Regions from separate parts of the Mus musculus genome. Here all the other regions are linked to region 3. The links are chromatin contacts, found by Hi-C or POLR2A ChIA-PET in ENCODE. All regions are on one chromosome and are shown on one strand. Each heading gives the region's core, a stretch centred on a gene start or an enhancer-like site at or near the end of the contact. The rest is flanking DNA. Distances are from core to core; before and after follow the strand shown.

Region 1 (2,821 bases), core at 279-2,778, 210 kb before region 3:
GTATGAGTGATTTGCCTAAATGTGTATATAAAGACAACTTGTGCATGCAGTGCCCGTGGAGGTTAGAATAGGGCATTGGCTGCTCTGTGAGTTACTCTAGGGGAACTAAAGTCAGAAGAGATGAAAAGCAGACACAGTTCCTGTTGGGCCTCATAGTTGTCTCCCACTTTCCTCCTTGGGTCTAGTGTATCACTGCTCTTAGCCACATGCAGCTTTGCTTCCAAACTGCTGGTCTATCTGCCATGTGGAGGCTGATGCTATATCCAACATGAGGTAGAGAGACAGGGCCTGAACCAGCTTCCTGCATCCCTACAACTGTGGAAAGTCTGACTGGACCACCAGATTCATATGGGTCCTACTATCCGGTCAAATTTTAATAGATAACCCAGATAACTAGTTGCTGAAATTTGTACCCAGCAAGTATGTGTTTTTTTTTTCCCCAACAAGAACCAAGAACTGTCACATATACATCTTTGCACCCTACTTTGTCACTTCATATTTCTTGAAGATTTCACTTTGCATATGAATATACATAGACTTCCTTTGTTCATATCTTAGTTTCAAAGTATTCAGTCAAATGGCCAAGTAATAATTAACTAATGATTGAAACTGAGCAAACTCCTGTGTGTGTGTCTATTATATCAAATGGTGAGGATCTTGGCAGAAAGGTCTTGTTTTCCCCTATTCCTTAGGACCTACAAACCTTCTCTATTCCTTATATGCTAGAACATGTACTAGTGTTGTGGGGTATTCACCAGAAAAGACTACTCAGATATGGGTTTAAGCTAAGAAATGGCAGCTGGTTACTGCACTGGGTGTTCAATACCCCAGGACAACCTGAGTCTTTCTCAGGGTGAGCTTTTAAGCACACAAAAAAACATGTTCTGGGTTGACATACTTCAGTTAACAAGAACTGTCAGCCATAAACAGAACTACAGAAGCTAAAAAGCAAGGTTAGTACATTTTGAGACTTCCCCAGAAAGATATGGACTTTGATGGATTAGGCCTTTGTTTTAGTTTTGGTGGGCGTGACACTAAAATCAGCCTCATGTCTCTTCAGTTCAGCAACTCCTTAGCTCTCTTTCCATTTTCCTGAACCATCTGCCCTGCACAGGTAGCTCCTATTTCATCACTGGGTCTCCAACACTGGGGACACTGTAACTGATCATTTCCATCCACATTAGAGATTGTACCCAGTGGACTCAGAAGACCCTAGACTATACCCTGCCTGATACATGGCTGACTGACTAGCGTGTTCCAGAGGGGGACACTCTGGAAAGACCAAGTGACTCTCCCTCCTTTAGCTCTGTTTATAGGAGCGGGGTGGGATGAGGGGGGGGGACACCACTGCATTATCAGTTCTTGGCCCAATATGGTGCGCTCCAGCTTCTGCACAGCCTTCAAAGATGGCAGCCCCCATCTAGAAACGGCCATATTTAAGCCCCAGATGCCAGGCTAGGGCCTGACGCGACCGGAACGTGACGCAAGGTGGAGGTGGGGCTCCTCCCTCCAACCCTGGCGTCGGGCGTCTCGTGACAGACACTTCCGCTCGGGGCGGCGGCGGTGGCGGAAGTGGAAGCAAGGCCGGAGCTTTGACCATAAAGCCCAAGGCGGCGGCGTTGGCGGCGGTGTTTGGGGCCGGGCAGCTCCGAGGAGCCTGCTGGAGCCGGAATCGGACGTCTCTGTTGCGGCCTGCGTTGTGTCTCCTCCTCCGTTGACCCTGCGGTGAGCAGCGGGCCCCGGCCGCCCTTCCCCCGCCGCCGCTTGGGCCTCCGGGCCTGGCGTCCTCGGCGAGCCGAGCGCCGAGCTGGGCCGGGCCAGGCGGGGCGGCGCCCGGCGGGCGGAGGGCGATCGGCGATCGGTGGGTGGCGGGTACGGGATCCTCGGGCTGGGCGCGTCCCCACCGGCAACCTGCTGGGTGGGAAGAGCTACCGGCCGGCCGGCCACCGAGGCAGTGCTGCCAGGCGCGTCACATGCCCCGGCCCGCCGCCGGCACTGGGAGACAGGAGCTTTCAGGGTCCTGCAGGGTAAATCCCGTTTCCGAAGTTCCGGGAAGAAGGACCTCCCGAGTGCCTTTCAAATGGCCTGATGTCCTCCTGGCTCATAATCGTGCCGATGTTGAGAGTAAGGTTGTGAAGATTTGAGATTTCTCGGCTGCTGGGCTGCGTGGCAAGACCGCACAAATTGCCCTGTTCTCCCAACAGCCCCTCCGAAGCACCGAGGCAGTGCCTACTTACAGAGAAAGCGAAGAACAGAGAGGCTAAGGCACTCGACCAAGGTCACACCGCTGATAAATTTCAGAGTGAGAGGTTGAAACATAGGCAGCTAGACTACTTAGCACTTACTGGCCTCTGGCCTCTTGTACTTTAGATGCCCCCAAAGCCTGCCACCTGTTATCTGCCATCAGCACCCCCCTCCACCTCCTGTCTAGTGATGTCATTTGAGAGCCTCTTAGTCCTACCTTAAAGCCATGTTGTATTTGTACTTGTGACTTACAAGGCATATTACAAGGCATATAAGGTAGTGTAGTGTCATCAAACCAGAAGATCTTGAATTCTGGCAAGGTATGTATTGGATTTGAATAGGTTTCTTAGCCAGCTCTTTTCCTTGAGTCAGGTCTGGCATGCCTACTGTGTGCACCTTTCTACAAGAATTTCTACAACAACCTAACCTGTTGACTCTTCACCGTTGAAAATCTTGTGTTTTTGGTTTTCCAAAGAATAAACTCTTGTCTCTTTCTTGTGACTTCAGCAACTGATACCCACATGATTGAGTTAATAAAATCTCTTGTTGGCATATTTCTCTTCGATCTTGGTAATAT
Region 2 (2,700 bases), core at 21-2,520, 250 kb before region 3:
AAGTCATGAATGTCTTTCCAGAAATATTTGAGGAAAGCCATGCTGAGCATGAACAAGGCTTCAATGTAAAGGGGACAGGAGTCACTTCAGTGACTATTATAAGTCCAGCTTTATAGCTCCATACAGTTAAAAAGAATGTGGTGTGCTTAGTCTCCTAGTAAATTGGGTAATCACTTAATGAATATAGTTAATGAGAACAGTAATAAAAATTAACCTGTGTGGATATTCCCTCTATTCCCAAAGCCAGCGATTTCTTTCCTTGAAAGGTATAAAAGTGTATTCAATGAAAAGTACAGAAGGCTAAATGCTGAAGTGTTCCAATGAGAGACGGTGGGGAGGAACAGACCTGGGCTTCACCTTTCTGTACAGCATAAGGGGCTGACTCTTCAATTAGTCTGAACATTAAGAAAGCGTTAAGCAGCAGCTTTCAGAGGAGTGTTACATTAACCGGGTGCGAGGAATGACAAACTTTAATACCAGAAACCTGCTGTATTTCTGAACGCTGCTGTCTGGAGAGAACAGACTACACCAGTCAATTGCATTCAGGAAATAAATTGTCTTAACTCACTGATAGTCCTCCACTAGACGAGCAAGTCCAGGGGACAGAAAAGAAGCTGGGTACCCGAAGTACCGCACCCGGCCACAGCCAAGATCCTCTTGGGGTGCGGAAGGAGGTCGCCAGGGGACCAAGGGGTCGCCTTGGGCTCCAGAGCAGCCACGTGGGCGGTGCCCCACGCTCGGAAGCTTGTGCTGACGTGTCCGAGAGGACACGCGGACAAGAGAGACGGCGGACCCCAACCTCTCCGCTGTCCCCCTCCAACACCTGCCTTTCAGACAACCAGACACCTGGAGGATCCCTAACGCCCTCAACCTCCCCGCCCCTCCCCAGGGATCCCCGATCGCCTCAGGCATCCCGCGTGAGGTTCGCCGGCTCCTCCCTCCGCTCACCTGCACGCCTAGGTGCGCAAGCCGCGACTCCAGTTCTGGCTCCAGGGCCAGAACGAAAGAGCTGGCTCGTGATGTGGAGCCGCCGCCCGGGTGTACCAGGACCACCTCAGCCGTCACCTTGGCTAGGTGGCTGCTCAGGTCCACCGTGCGCTTCACGTCCTCGTTGACCAGCGGCGGAGCCTCCGAGGAGGCGCTGCCGGGCGTCGGGGCCAAGGCCCCGAGACATAGCAGCAGCAGCAACAGCAAGGCGACCGGCGACTCCATGACCGCGAGCTGAGCGCCACCGACACGCGCCCCGCCCCCCCGCCACGGCGCAACCGCTGATTGGCCAACAGCACCACAAGATGGCTGGGCCCGGTCAGAAAGGACCCCGTCTCCAGGGCAACCGGGCGATCGTGGGGCGCCTGATTGAAAATCTTAAAGTGCAGGCGTACTTCTTGGGGCGCTTAATAGCCGTATTCACCCCTGATTTCCTTATATCCTGTCTGTTTCCTTCATGCTTATGCAAAATAACTCTGGCCTCTCAGCTCAAAAACAGTATACTATAGCTTAGTCTAAGGAACTAACTTTGCCTTCTCTATAGTGATACGAATGCTAAGTGGGCAAAAGTTTAAAGGAAAATGGGAAATTTCCAGAAACTCAAGTCTCTCCTCTAATATTTAGTTCAACCATTAATGTGAGTGATGGCAGAAACCTTAAGCAACTAACCAAGGTTGATGATATTAACCTCAGATACCTGTTGACATTTATCACAGTTGTAGGAGTCCAAGGCGAAGTCACTGGCAGGACTAGCTGTCTGGTGAGGGCTGCTATTTACTACCAAGGTGGCACTTTGACATTGCATGCCTTCTAAGGAAGGCATTGCATATCGTCATATGACAGAAAGGCAGGAAAGGGTCTCTCTGAGGCAAGCCCTTTTACAAAGGCATCTTGCAGATGGATTCCTCTAGTGCTATCATCTCCCAAAGTCACACTGAAGAATTAATGACCAAAAACAATGAACTTCAAGTGAGCAGAGAAACTGTAGTCAGTGTACTGATACACCTGACAAGAAAGCCAGCTTAGTGACGAAAACATCCAATGGCATTTTTTGGGCCTTGAAACCATATATATATATATATATATATATATATATATATATACATATATACATATATATATGTATGTATATATGTATATATATATATATGAAAAAATCTACAGATAAAACTTTGCTCCCCTAAAGTTCCCTTTTTTCAACCCTATAAAATCTCCAAGCCCCCTGCACAATGGTTGTGTACAGTCTCCACTCCCCAAATGAGAATGCGTCCCAATGTTGTTGCTTGAAGGATGTAATTCGAAGGTAAATTTTGGGAGGAGATGGAAATATTCAAACATTGATACCAGCCAATGAGAAGAGAGAATGGAGGGCTGGCCATGCTCCTCCCTACAAAGCAGAAGTCAGGAAATTAGCACCTGCAGGCCAACAATCTATCTGTGTCTATAAAGTTTTATTGGAACATAGCTACGTTCATTTGTCCGTAGCTTATGATTGCTTTCACAGTACAACAGTAACAGTAGTGTAGTTGCAAACCAGACTATATGGCCCAGAAAACAAAACTACTTACTGTTTGCACGCGAGTACATACATTATGTATGCAGAGACAGCTTAGTGGTTAGGAGGATTTGCTGCTCTCTCAAAGGACTTGAATTCTTCCGGTTCCCAGGCTCACAACTGCCTGTCAGGCAAGGATCTGATGCCCTCTAACCTCC
Region 3 (2,700 bases), core at 41-2,540:
ACTCTAATTTGGTCTTATATGCACGGTGGTAACATTCTTGCATGGACTATGACAGGGTACTCTCCTTAGTGTTGACTCAGTGGGAGAGCCCACCACCATTTCCAGAATCCATCTCTGCTAAGTGACTCACGTAGTCTCTAACTTCCCACTTGCTCCAGGTAGCTTTTTCTTCTCTGGACCTTACTCCGTATTTCATTTTCTTCTCATTACGTTTTTGTTTTTCGAGTCGTTTCGTGTGGCTATCCTGGAACTTAACTTTGTAGACTAGCTTCAAACTTCAAAGATATGCCTGCCTTCTGAGTCTTGGGATCCAAGCTGCCTTTTTCTTTAGTTTTTGAGGCAAGTTCTCACTATGCACCCCCGGCTCGCCTGGATTTCCTCTCTATGAAGACCAGGGTGTCCACCAGTTCACAGAAACTGGCCTCTTTTGCCATCAAAATGCTGGGATTGAAGGCATTAGCCAACAAGCCTGGCCTTATCTCTGTATTTTATTTTAATTAATTAATTAATTTGTTTTTTCGAGACAGGGTTTCTCTGTGTAGCCCTGGCTGTCCTGGAACTCACTTTGTAGACCAGGCTGGCCTCGAACTCAGAAATCCGCCTGCCACTGCCTCCTGAGTGCTAGGATTAAAGGCGTTCGCCACCACCGCATCTCTGTATTTTAAAAGATGTGGTCTCTGCCTTCTGGGAATGTGTGGAGAGAGAGCTGATTCCTTGGCTTAAATGTTTCTTTCACGATCACATCTGTCAGTTTCATGGAAACAGCCACCTTTAATAAAGAATAATGATAATTATACACGTTTCTTAAAAGGAGGACGATCATAGTCTCAGTCACTGTTCAGCTCCAGGTAAATGGCAGGCAGCGGTGAAGAAGCCTCCCAGGAAGACAGGTTCGCCCCAATGGCTATGGTTTGCCCCAGTGCCTGCGCCTGGCGGGTCCAGGCAGGTGACAGAACTCCACGCAGGGTCCCTAGGGGCTATGAACACTCAGTGCATTCAGAGAGGTGCAGTCATTTTCAAAAAGGTCATCTGCTGTCATAGAAGACTCAGGAAGGGCAGAGGCAGGCGAATCTTTGACCGCAGTTACCAGCAGAACGAAACCAAACGACAAATGACGCACACATTCCTGCCGCGCAAGCGTAGTCTTGCTGACTTAGGCGCGGGATGACGCACTGGACACGCGTCGGCGGGAAGCCGCCTACCGAAGCTCCACTGCAATTCTCTCCCCTCCCTCGTCCTCCCTCCCTCGCTTCCGGTCCTTAATTTCCGGTCCTTTCCATTTAGTCTTCCGACAAAAAGACCAGACTGTCCGCTGTTTTCCGTTCCCGCGTCTGCCTGCCTTGTTCCGGGCGCCTGAGCACGTTGCGTTGCAGAGCGGCGCCAGGGCGCCCTCGCCGGCACCATGGTGAGTGCGTTGGGGAAGGGATGGGGCTCACGGGGGACCCGAGGTCTGGGCCAGTGTGCGGCCTCGGGCTCCCTGGCCTATGCCGGGATTCTTTTCCCACCTGGCGTAGCTGTAAGAAATGGCAAGAAAACTGAGTTTGGGAGCTGTATTGCGTCTTGGTGGTTCAGTCTGGGTGAAGCACATTATGCGTAGAGACTGAACGGCCCGGGCGTTCTCAGGTTCCACGGATAGGACCTTTTAAAGGGCAGGGTCTCCACGCCTTTGCTTGCCTGAAACCGAGGACAGAATCTGACATTCTCTAGACGTGTGTGACATAACCGTGAGTGAATGAATAGGATGGGCTGATCTGTTGAGAGGTTGTGATTCTCGGTTTCATTCACTCAAGAAGCGTTTAATATGGAAGTATGAGATCAGACACAGTGTTGGTTCAAAGAGGCGCAGTTACTGTAGTAATTTCAAAGTAAAGTGTCCGTGGACCTCGAGAGATGGCCCAGTGATCAAAAACCACTTCACTTTGGTTCCCAGCACCCACATGGTTGCTTACAATCATCCAAAACTCTAGTTTTAGGGGATCCAACACCCACTTGTTAAGTGACACTAGACACTCATGTGGTGCACTTACATGCATACATGCAAAGCACTCATACACATACAAAAAATATTAAAAAATTAAAGGTAAAAATCCCCTTAAAAGTATACGGAGTGGCTTTCATACTTCTGAGATTTATTGATGTCTTTGAAATCTGTATAGTCTTATCTACAAAACCAGCCCATTTTGGTAGATATTTATCTATATGCATATACCAAATTATGTTTAAGGATCAGGTGTAAGTATATGCATAACCACGTGCAAAATATGGACACATTCAAATATATAGGCCTTCTTGTCAGTCTGTGCTTTATAATACTAAGTAGAAAAAAAACATTAATACACTTTGGGCGGGGTGGTATTTACACATACATAGGGGCAAACAGATACATACTCCTGTTAAATAAAACAGATGCATAAACATTTAAGGAAGCCATGGAATGCTTACAGAGGATGTTTTGGACACTACAGACTGTTGAGAACAGAAACCTAAAAAGGAGAGGAAACAGTGGTCTTGAACAGCTACTTCTGAAGGAGGGTGTGTCCTGTATTGATGTCATGTTCATATATCCACCTTCCACTGGCCAGGTTCCTTTCAGAGTTGATTGGAAGGGGCAATCTGAAGGGCAAGTTAAATTAAACTCATCTTGCTGACTCTCTAGACTGTGTGTCTGTTTCTGCTTGACTTCATGCGTTTATCTGAGTA

What was found. Hi-C counts contacts between places; a loop is a spot of excess contacts on that map. ChIA-PET counts read pairs that join two places held with the same protein, here RNA polymerase II (POLR2A).
Region 1: POLR2A ChIA-PET joins it to region 3 with 18 read pairs in embryonic stem cell. The contact joins the promoter of Rab7 here to the promoter of Isy1 in region 3. POLR2A ChIA-PET finds 5 or more read pairs at or near these places in 4 of 5 experiments (Patski and embryonic stem cell).
Region 2: a map of left cerebral cortex shows a loop between it and region 3 (2.3-fold over the local background). The contact joins the promoter of Rpn1 here to the promoter of Isy1 in region 3. A Hi-C loop is called at or near these places in 1 of 37 maps with a recorded cell type or tissue (left cerebral cortex). POLR2A ChIA-PET finds 5 or more read pairs at or near these places in 3 of 5 experiments (Patski and embryonic stem cell).

The regions. Positions count from the first base shown.
Region 1 is chr6:88,043,977-88,046,797 of GRCm38, reverse strand. It overlaps Rab7 (RAB7, member RAS oncogene family), which reads left to right and starts at 1,528. Exons shown (of 6, transcript NM_009005.3): 1 at 1,528-1,725.
Region 2 is chr6:88,083,043-88,085,742 of GRCm38, reverse strand. It overlaps Rpn1 (ribophorin I), which reads right to left and starts at 1,270. Exons shown (of 10, transcript NM_133933.4): 1 at 949-1,270. The coding sequence starts at 1,212.
Region 3 is chr6:87,837,349-87,840,048 of GRCm38, reverse strand. Isy1 (ISY1 splicing factor homolog) reads left to right here and starts at 1,290. Exons shown (of 11, transcript NM_133934.4): 1 at 1,290-1,405. The coding sequence starts at 1,403.